Linked DNA regions of Mus musculus: region 2 is linked to region 1. Evidence: chromatin loops called from intact Hi-C (ENCODE). Cell type or tissue: heart. All regions are shown on one strand. Links, peaks and the distances in the headings refer to the core of each region. The heading gives the core; the rest is flanking DNA. Region 1 holds the start of Lmod2 (leiomodin 2 (cardiac)). Region 2 overlaps Asb15 (ankyrin repeat and SOCS box-containing 15).

Region 1 (5,387 bases), core at 321-5,320:
CAAACAGAATGCAAATGCTGGTGAACTCAGAGAGTGAATCAAGCAACGATGAGGAGCCAGCCAGCCAGCGCCAGCATCTTCCCATCATGTCTACCACACCATCACATCTACACAGAAGCAAGAGGCCTGGCTTTCGGCCCTTGTCCCAGCTCTCCTTATAAATAGGAAGTTGCCTTTAGACAAACCACTAAATCTTTTCTGAGTCTCAAGGAATTGAATGGTTCTTATAGTCCATGTTAGCATGTGTCCTAATTACTGGGCAGAATTGGTAGACTGCAGCTGGTTGGGCCCCACCCTCAAGAGTTCCTTATCTGCAGATACTGAAGAGGCTTAGAATTTGTGCTGTTCGTAGTACCAAGTGAAGTCTATCCTGCTGTCCAGGCATCTACAAGTCTGAAAAACGGCCTTCATGCCAAGAGTCTCTAGTTTCAGTTCCAACTTGACTGACAAGCTGCTACTCTCACATAAGTTCCTGAATTTCTCCTAGTCTCGGCACTCAAGTGAAAAACAGTAAGATGAAATGAGATACTGTGAGAAAAGTCATTGGCACCTGATTGCCTTAGACCCAGCTGATACTCTAGTTAGTGAGGAGAACGGCGCTGTCGCATTCCCAGGGTACCTAGATCTGATATAGTACACATTTGGGTCAACCTAGATTGATGAAAAAAAAAGGCTGACCCTCAGGAGGCACTATTAAGAATATTCTGAAACCTTCACAAAGTCAGTAGCCTGATCCCACAAGCACCATTCAGACCCCAGCTTCTCCTCATGGGACCTCTTTGTCCCATTGTCACTGAGACAGGCACCTGCTCCCCTCTCCCCTCAGCTGCTTGGAAATTTTCCCTGCGGGTAGGACTGGTTTACTCTCTCTGCTCAGTACCCTTGTGACTCCAGGGACAGCTGGCTGGAACGGTGAAGTGGGAGAAAAGTTAAGCATCCCAGAAAGGAATCAGAGTTGGTAAAGAAGACAGCCGCACTAATTGGGCCGATAAGCCATTGGCAGGATCAGCAGAACCTTTGGCAGCATGAGGTGGAGCTCGGCAACAGCTGACAGCAGGCTTTGCCCTTTGGTTCTTTCTGCTGTCATAACATTATGACATTAAAATGCCTTTGTCAGGGTATTGTTGTAGGTGTCTCCATGTCCTGGCTTCTTATGAACAGTTGTATTCTTATTTTGAAGGAAATTCTTTAGTAAGTATAATATGATGTCATTCTATGACATCAGGCTGAAACAAATAAGCAAAGCAAATCCAACTCTGATGTTCTCAGAAGAACTGACTAGCTCAGATCTTGACTGGTCATGGGTTCCCTCCTCATCTCCTCCTCTGGTTCCTCACTACTACAGCCGTAGTGGCCTTGGGAGATCCTGCCTTGGTCCTAGTGGCCCTTCCCGTGATGCCTGGCTGACACAGGCAATGCTCACACATATCTAGCTACAAATGTGGGGCATGAAGCTATCACTGAGATCACCACAGCTCCCAGATCGATACTGGAGAAAGCTGACCACCACGAACCTTTTTGATTATAAGTGACTTCAGTGGAGCACACGGGTTTTTGAGCAGTTGTTCCCGGCCTGTTTTCTTCCATGAACTCAGGGTTGCTTTCAACATTCTACTGCTGTAATGACTTTCCCGGAGATCAGTCTCCTGAACTTCCTTTCAGAGATAACTTACTGGGATATTCAAAATGACTCTTCCTTGGGCAACACACAAGGGCTTCCTGGACCCGAGTTCTCCAACACAAGTGTGTTTCCTAGTCTCAGAATGCCCATCAGGAAGTAGGAAGATTCTCAAGAGATGGGTCTGTACATGCACTCTTAACCACAACCCTTAGTGGGTTTCATCATTTAGAACTATACGCAAAAGTGTGAATTTTCTTTGAGGAAAACTCTAGAACATCTTAAAACCTCAAAAGAGAGGATCTTTTTTTTTTTTTTCACAAAAAGGAACAAAAAATTGAGATCCCTCAATGGATGGATGGATGGATGGATGGATGGGATGGTGGGTGGCAAAAGAACCCTGAAGAAATGTTTGTCTGTGCAAACTAACAAGTTAACGACAGAACAGGACAAAGAACCAGGGCTCCTGTCTCTCGTTCCCACATTTTCCTCACAGCCTTGGATTTGTGGTCATTGGAAACATGAAACTAACTTTATTGCTGCCATTATTACTGTCAAAGAATCAGGAAATGGATTTATTTCTCTTAAAAAAAATTGCATCAGAAACATGCTATACAACTTCAGTGCCTTAGAGTATTTGATGACCCCTTCAAACCCACACTCTGGTTGGGAAACACTTTTTCTCTCCAGGTTCCCATTTTTTTAAATTAGAAGCAAAAATATAACAAAACAACAAAACAAACAAACAAACAAACAAAAAACAAAAGCTAATAAAACCAAAAATAAAAAAAAAAAATTTTTTTTTCACCAGGAGTGAGACCATTTTGGCCTAGAAAATATTTCTGTAATGGATACCATTGAGTTATAAGAAAGCTAAAGCCATAACTACTGCGAAGCTACAGAAAACAGGGCTGTCTGTCTTTGGAGTGGGGGTGGGGATCAAGACGATGGGCACAGATGGGTATGGTCCTCAGAGCCTACCTTTCCACATTCCCCCAGCCGTTCCTTCTCCAAAAGTTTTTGGGACTCCTTTTCCCAATACGCCATCAGCGCCTCTCGGCTGAAGTTTCCTGTTGGGGTTTTCTCTGTCAGACTCTTTTGCCTTAGCCCCACAGGAAGGTTTCGGTCAGGTTCAATGTCTTCCAGCTCCCTCTCAAGCTCCTTCAGCTCTTCAGGTGAGAGGGAGGCCAGAAGTTCATCCTCATCAATGGATTCATATTTACTAAGTCCCCTTCTGTAGCCAAACGTAGACATGGTCCCGGCCTTGTCAGACTCCCCAAGAGCTTAAAGAACCAGGCATTCAAGGCAAGCAGAGGCAGACAGGGAGGCGAGCGAGCGTCAGGCTGGTCGGGCTGGTCAGCAGCTGGTGTGAGGAGTGGCCTCAGGAACCTTTTAAGAGCGGTGATGCAGGGCCGTGACAATGTGGAGAGGGTGAAGGCATGGGCTGTTTTAGGCATCAGACGTCAGCTAGACATTTGAACACAAAGAATGTCACATCAGTGGTGGATGGAGGTCTCAGAACCAGCAGGGATTATTCACACAGTGGCCAGAGCCATATTTAGCTTGTGCCTGATAGCTGGTGAGGCCAGGCGGAGTGTCTCAGATAGGAGGTGCCATGGTTCTCCTTTCTTTGTGTTCAAACAACGGAGGATAAACTTTGTTTTGAGAACGTCTTACCACAGACACTGAGGACGTGAACGGATCCTTTCATTAGGAACTTAGGGGTTGGGAAATAGCCCCACATTGTCCTGTGGGTAGTTAGTCTGGTTCTTTTATAAACATACCCTGGGTGGTGTGATGGGGACGGAAGCTATGATAAAACAGGATTTTATCATTTAGTGCTTTGCAGTATCTGTCCTGTGATTTTTCTAGCTGCCTGTACTTTAGACCCTCATTTACAGATTTTGGCAATCGAGATTGAGAGACTAAGGGAAAAAAATTGAAAGCCGACAGCTGGAAGGGCAGGAGTTGTCTCCACTTCACCAAATGGCTGCCTTCTCCTTCCTGTATGTGAATAGAAACTGGATTATTCCAATTTATCAGAGACTGTCACAGGACAGTCCAATGCTAAGCACTCTGCACGTTTTATGTCATTTAGTCCCATAATCTTATGGGGAGTATTATCCTTGCCCATATCTGACAAGCATAGACCCCTGGAAGGTTGAGTAACTAGCCTAGAAAAACAGAGCTAAGGAGTGGAAGGGTCTATAATTTTTAACCAAAGTGGTATCTGGATAATTTTTAATTATACAAATGTATTCACTCTTGTGAAGATATTATACTATTTATAGAGTTTGTAGGATTTCATAATAATTATAGACTACAGATGTATAAGACTGTAGTAATGTGTGTGCATAGGAATATACATATCCCGACACATGCACAACATAGAGCATGTAAGAACTCAGCTGTTGGTGATATTCAGGTTATTTCTAGGACTGGGCTATGACTAACGATGTTGCATGCACTTACCTGAAAGGCTTCTAATTCTCTCATGGCTTTTACTGCTCTGTAGTAGAGCTTTGGGTTATAGGACAAAATGACTTGTAAGGAAGTTGAAAACCCATTTTCTAAGATGGCTCACCCGTGCTTTTCCCACAGCAGGCGGAGAGCACTGCCATTTCTGTTCATTGCCTCTTATTGTTGGTTTTCCTGGTCACAGCCATGTCCGGTGAGAACCGGTCGGTGGTTTTCAGTTTCCTATTACTAATGGAGTATAGTTTCATGTGTTTAATGGCCCTTAGTAAAATATGCAAGTTTTGGGCTTATTTCTAAATTGAGTTGTCTTTTTACACCGTTGTGAATTGTTTATGTATTCGAGAAACAAATACTTTGAGGAGACAAGTGGTTTTTGGTCTGCCTTTTAGTGTTTTTAGAAGAGTGATTTGGGGCTGAAGAGACGGCTCAGTGGTTAAAAGCACTGACTTCTTTTCCAGAAGTCTTGAGTTCAAGTCCCAGCAACCACATGGGGGCTCACAACCATCTGTAATGATTCCTCTTCTGGTGTGTCAGAAGACAGCGACAGTATACCCACATACATGAAAGAAAGAAAGAAATCTTAAAAAGAAAAAAAAAAGTGATTTTTTTTTTGATGAGCCTTTCTTATTCTATTGGTGTTTCTCAGTGTTTATAGTTTAAAAATCAATTTCCTAATCCCCAGGCACAGAGATTTACCCCTGTGTTTTGCTCAAAAGTTTTTCAGATTTTGCTTGTTAGGTTTAGGCTTATTTTGATAAAATTTTTATCTGTGTAGAAAGTAATATATATCTATATCTATATCTATATCTATATCTATATCTATATCTATATCTATATCTATACTCTTCTGTAAATTATTTGTCAAGAAAACTCTCTTTTCTGCTAAATTGTTTGGCACCTCTGTGGAAATGTAGCTGATCAGTGATGTAAGGCTGGGCTTCTGGGTGGTTCTGGTCTGCAGCTGTGTGTCCACCTCTCTGCCAACACTCTTTACTCTCATGCTTTGTAGCTTTGTGATGCAGTCAAATTAGGGAGTCTGAGTTCTCTCAATTCATTCTTCGGCATGAATGGTTCGGCTAAATATGTTTCGTTTTAACTCATAGAGTTCTGCCTTCAGAATCAAACAACACTATCCAGAAATGACATTCAGAGACCAAATACTGAAACTATGTATGATTAATTAATTTCTAAAAAATTACTTTTATGTTTTGAAGATACAGAATAGTTGTTCATAATATTTGAGGCTCAGTGTGGTTTGGATTTACTAACATGTTGAGTGATGAGTAAGTCA
Region 2 (5,387 bases), core at 91-5,090, 55 kb after region 1:
AATAGCTGACTGTGAGCATCCATTTCTGAAGTTTGAATTTTATTCCCATCTGCCAAGATTGGATGCATCTCTACCCTCCCAACGTCTGTGTATTCACAGACTTAATAAGCAAGTCTTATATGTGCTTGTGCTCTGCTGACAAGGACAAACGTGGAACAGAAATTAACACAGGACAGAGGCTTCCAGGCTGGCATAGATGTTACTTAGCATCCTTGAGAAAAGCTGTTTATTCACTTAATGAATTCTCTTGAAGACATTATCAGTACTAATGTCTCCTTTTCGATACTCAGATCATCACAGAATATAATACCTTGTTGAGAGTCAACTTCATAGTGTGGAAAACATCTCTCTATGGATAGACAAAAACACAAAAGAAAACTTGTCCATGGGTTTCCAACAGTAATTGTCTTAATGGATTCAGGGTATTCTATCCACCATTCAAAAATACATATTCAATGTCAGCTGTGTTTCAGACTCAGGACCCTCCAGACAGTATCCAATACAGATACCCACCTACCAATACAGTATGGATATTATTAGAGTTTCTTGCTTTTAAATACTGTGTTCTAGACGCTGGGTGATGGCGCAATCAGTAAAGCATCTACTGCATAAAGAAATGAAGACCTAAGTTAGAATACCCGGCACCCATATAAAAACCAAACCAAACACAACCAACCAACCAACCTAGCATCATAATCTATGTCTGAAGCCCTTAGCTCTGGACTCATTGTCCTCATTCTCCAGGTCCATCTGAAGAACCAAGGATAAGCTAGAGAGTGATGAGAGTGGGAGATGCCCAGTGCTGACCTCAGGCCTCCGTATGCACATGAGTATATGTATACACACACACATGTGCAAATAAAAAATAATAAACGGGCTATCAAAATAGGTTAGTTGGTAAAGTTGCTTGCTGCCATGTGGTAAAAAAGAGAACCCATTCCTGAAAGTTCTCTTCTGAGCTTCACAAGTATGTCATCACATGAACACGCACCTACACATGTATACACACATATGTAAACAAGTGTAATGAAGACTTATTAAAATAAATCAATCATTTAAAATCAATATATGGTAGACACCTTTCAGGTGCTCTTTCTGCTCTTTCAGGGTTAGCACTAAGGCAAAAATCAATCACAGTTGTTCCTCAGAAAGTATGTATTTAGTGAACTTAAAAATCCCCATAGCAAATGTCTACTGAAGCCTCCTGTACTGACTGCATTATATGGACCGAGTAACTCACTGTTCACAACACACTCTTCCAGTTTCACAAGTGAAACCAAAACCAAGTTGGCCAGGCAATCTGCTCATGCACAGACATCAAAGGGATGGTGGAGATGAGGTTATCTCTAAGAGACCACACAGGTCTAGCTGGTTCACTACAGCTGAAGGATTCTTGAAATGCAGGTATCATTCTGTAACCTACAAATTCATAAACCTCAGAAAAAGTTTTGTAAAATAATTTAAACAGTTCACAAACTAATTGACTCCAGGGGAAAACATGGGGCATATTTTCATTAGAAATTATTAGGTACCCTTATAGAAACAACTAAAGTATAAAATTATGATATTTTTAGTGCTTCAACCATGAAACAGTGATAGGTATTCTTTAGAAATAAAGCCATTTTCTATATTGACAATTTCCTATAAAATTTTCAGGAATAGCCGAGGAGCATTGGCATCTGCTGCATCTTAAGGCCTTGAAGCCCCACAAGTCTATAGTATCACCCACACGATTACATTTCCAGATCTACCCAGTTCAGCATTTTTCTTTTCCATCTTAAAGAATATTTTTTTTAATCTGAACACAAAACATCTATCTTTTGCAATCAGTGATAAAAACGAGACTTCAGGGATATTTATGTTAATTACTGACAAATGTCATTTCCCCTCCCTAGAAACCATGAAAAAAACATAAGGCTCTTGGGGATCTACATCATGCACATGGGTATTCCTCATTAATATATTCCTACTTGACCTCTTTTTCTGATGATATGATTCTGTGATGCATAATAATTACTGAGTTGATGGTCTATAAATCAACAAATCGATCCCAGCTTTATGCTATAATTAGATAGGTGAGCCCATAGGTGACCAATCAGGCTTGAAGTAATGAGTTTCCACCACCCCCAGTGTGCCCATCTGTTCCAAATGTTTCCAGTGCTGACACTCCCTCCATAAGTAAGCTGGTGAGGTACAGATCAAATAGTTCATAATCTCACCTTTTGGAATGATCGTCTTGTTATTCTTACCCGGGGCCTTGGCTTCCTAAACCAGGGGAAGTGCCGTGGAGCTAATGTGTTCCTCAGTGTATCTAAAATTAAGTATTCAGTCGGTTGTTAAATTAAGATCTGACCTTGTGCAGCAGAAACACAAGTGTTCCCTGGCACGCAGAAAAGAATTACCCATGACTTCTATTGACTCTCATCAAAAGAAACACAAGCCCATGGAAGAATAATAAGATTAACTGTGTTCTGATTGGCTCAAAGAGTTTACAGAAAACATGATCTGCTGACTCAGCTCCAGGGAGGCTCCGTGCTGGAAGAGCAAGACCTTCTACCCACAGAAGTCAAAGCAGATTGTAGAATGAAATCAAGATGTAAAGGTGTGATTTCCTGTGATTTCAATACCAACTATTTTTTTTCATTCCTCAACTTTTAGACCCAAATCAAATGACATTGGATGCAATGATCTTACACCAATTTACTGTCTTGACTGTGGTTTGCTTTTAAGAACTGCCAGACATGATCTGATACAGAGCTTTCAGCTGTATCCATTCTGACCAAAAATGCACAGCTCAATAAGCAAATATATGGAATAGTGGGTTTTTTTTCAAGTATGTAGCAGATGTAAAGCAAGCAAAAACAAAACAGAAAAATATTTTAGTTTAAGGGGCTATATCCTTAAAGGGCCACAAAATCAGAAGAAAAAAATTAACTACAGCTAATAAAACCTGCTGTTTTATTTACCAGTTTCCTGGTGGGAACAACCTGCCTGGAGATTTTTTTGACAGGGCTATCTTTGTTACCCAACCACTGTCAACATTCACAGAGCCATCTGGCTTCTGTCTGTCCCTCTCCCTTTTCCAGTGACACAACCCTGTCCAAGGATCTCTAGCCTCCAGACTTCTGGGGTTGAGTGACATTTCCCAGCCCTCATCCCACAGCTCCAAATTGTCTTCATTGGCATTGACCTTCCTGCCTTTTCCTACTGTAGGATTCTGGGAGAAGAAACAGGTTAGACTTGAGTTTTCTTTTTACCTCTTTGTCTTTGGTGCCATTGAGGAAATATGAATATTGTAGTAAATCTGCCATTGACCTTCTACTTCAGAAAGACACAGTATGGAAGGAGCAGGCTTCCTGCCTGCCCTTTAGCTGTGATAAACAAGGAGTGCTTCTGTCATCCTTGGAGCAAACTTTGAAAAACAATTTACATTTATAACACTGTAAACTGAAGACTGCAAAGTAAGGGATGGGGATTAAGAGTCATATACATTTTTAAAATTATTAACCTGATGGAACTTTTTCATATAATTGTTATCAAAGACACTCAAGATGCTAACTGCTTCAGTTTTCATACAATGCTGTTTAATGTCTATCTGAAAAATTCAAGTAAATATTTGGAGTTTAGTAGAACTTATGGAAAAAAGAGAATTCAACATGTTCAAATGTGGTTCAGCACATTGCAGTGATGTCTTTTGATCTTAAAGCATTTTGTGCTGTCACATGTACAGAATAGTTACTGTATATTTCTGTCCCAAATCAGATTCAATAGGATATTTAAAGTGGCTCATACACACACACACACACACACACACACTCACAGACACACACAGAGAGAGAGAGAGAGAGAGAGAGAGATGAGAACTTTCGTGACTAAGGACTTGAGGTATTGAATAACACACTTACAAATAAATACTGCTTTACCTCATTGTCTCTATCACCTTTAGAGCATTAAAGCAAACTCTATTTGCTTTAGAGTTTGAGTCATGTGTAGTAGCAAATGCCTGTGATGCTAGCACTGACTGGGGAGGCAGAGGCAGAGGCAGAGGCAGAGGCAGAGGCAGAGGCAGAGGCAGAGGCAGAGGCAGAGGCAGAGGCAGAGGCAGAGGCAGAGGCAGAGGCAGAGGCAGAGGCAGAGGCAGAGGCAGAGGCAGAGGCAGAGGCAGGTGTATCATATGCTCAAGACCAGCTTGGCCTACAGACTAAGACCTCTTCCCAAATAATAAGAAGTATCGAGACTCAATGTACTCACCAGTATTATGGAAACAGTAATAATAATGTGCCTATGTCATCCACAACCTTTATTAGGCCTACTCCTCAAGTACACAGCCATCCATACACATATATAATAACACCCTTTGAGTAAAAAGTGATCTGCTCGTGTTATTAATAATTACTTTTACAACTGCCATTTTTGAAAGTGTCATTTCTCAAAGTGAAAATAAATGAATCTGATTTCAGACAATGTGCGTGTGAAATTGTAAATTAGTAAATAATTTGTGTAAATGTGTCTTTGGTTTGCTGGTGAGGGTGAGTTTCAGAAAGGTATGACTGAAGACCAAAGCATTACTGAATAGCACCACCCTGATGAAGGTAAATGTAATGTGAACGACATCCAGAGACACCTCCCTTCTCTCTATATTTAGGAACACATGCATGTCCTGGTTCAAGGGGATAATTATAGCAAAGGACATGGAGAATCTGAGGTTAGAATGCCTGAGATGTACTTTTAGAGACTGCCCTTGGACTCAGACTCAGCCATTTCTCTTTAGAGGATAAGAGAGTTTGGGTGGTATTGAATGGGAATTCCAAGGGAGCGCTGGAGTATCCCTGTGTCCATATTTAATTAAGGCACATGCAGGCCCTGAGTGCCTCACTTTACCCCCGGGTACTTTATGTTCCTGAAAACAAGCATGAGGTCTGCAGGCTTGTCATCATGAAATGAAATACATCTCTTGCTACCATTACACATAATCCATGCACTGTCCCTCAGATCCATTTATAATACACCCACTGCAGTACCTTTTTATAAAGCCCTGTAAGAACTGCAGACAAAGTTCTGCCTTCTGAAAAAAATGCCATATATATATATATATATATATATATCAATCATTGGGAACAAAGTAGAAATGAAAGGAAAGAAGTTATCAGTTTCTATCTTGCTTCTAAAGTATTTAGATGATTGCCCTGCTTCTTCTGGAAACTGAAGTCCTGAGTCAAATGTATTAGCACCGAACTCCTCCAGGAGAGTCACACACCTGTGGGAAAGTCCATGGTGCTGACATCATTCTAGCCATTTCACAGCCAAGCAGCACCACAAATGCAAATGCAGGAGAGGAAGTTTCAGTGAAATTTCTCAAAGACGTTTTAAAAAGGAAACTACCATAC

The links. A loop is a pair of places that touch in the nucleus more often than their neighbours do. Peaks named below come from ENCODE experiments on the same cell type or tissue, not always from the same donor. Only the 100,000 strongest peaks of a DNase experiment are listed, where the experiment ranks them.
Region 2: a loop joins it to region 1, with 2.6 times the contacts of the local background. A loop is called at or near these places in 4 of 42 quality-filtered maps.

The regions. Positions count from the first base shown.
Region 1 is chr6:24,595,368-24,600,754 of GRCm38, reverse strand. It overlaps Lmod2 (leiomodin 2 (cardiac)), which reads right to left and starts at 2,984. Exons shown (of 3, transcript NM_053098.2): 1 at 2,600-2,984. The coding sequence starts at 2,872. In heart, for the core only: a CTCF peak has its summit at 3,220; DNase peaks (open chromatin) are centred at 934 and 3,064; H3K4me3 peaks cover 3,414 bases; H3K27ac peaks cover 4,035 bases.
Region 2 is chr6:24,540,283-24,545,669 of GRCm38, reverse strand. All of the region lies in intron 1 of Asb15 (ankyrin repeat and SOCS box-containing 15), which reads right to left. Among named protein-coding and RNA genes, the nearest start is that of Asb15, 15 kb to the right of the region's middle. In heart, for the core only: no CTCF peak of the experiment used is centred there; DNase peaks (open chromatin) are centred at 2,429 and 3,079; H3K27ac peaks cover 326 bases.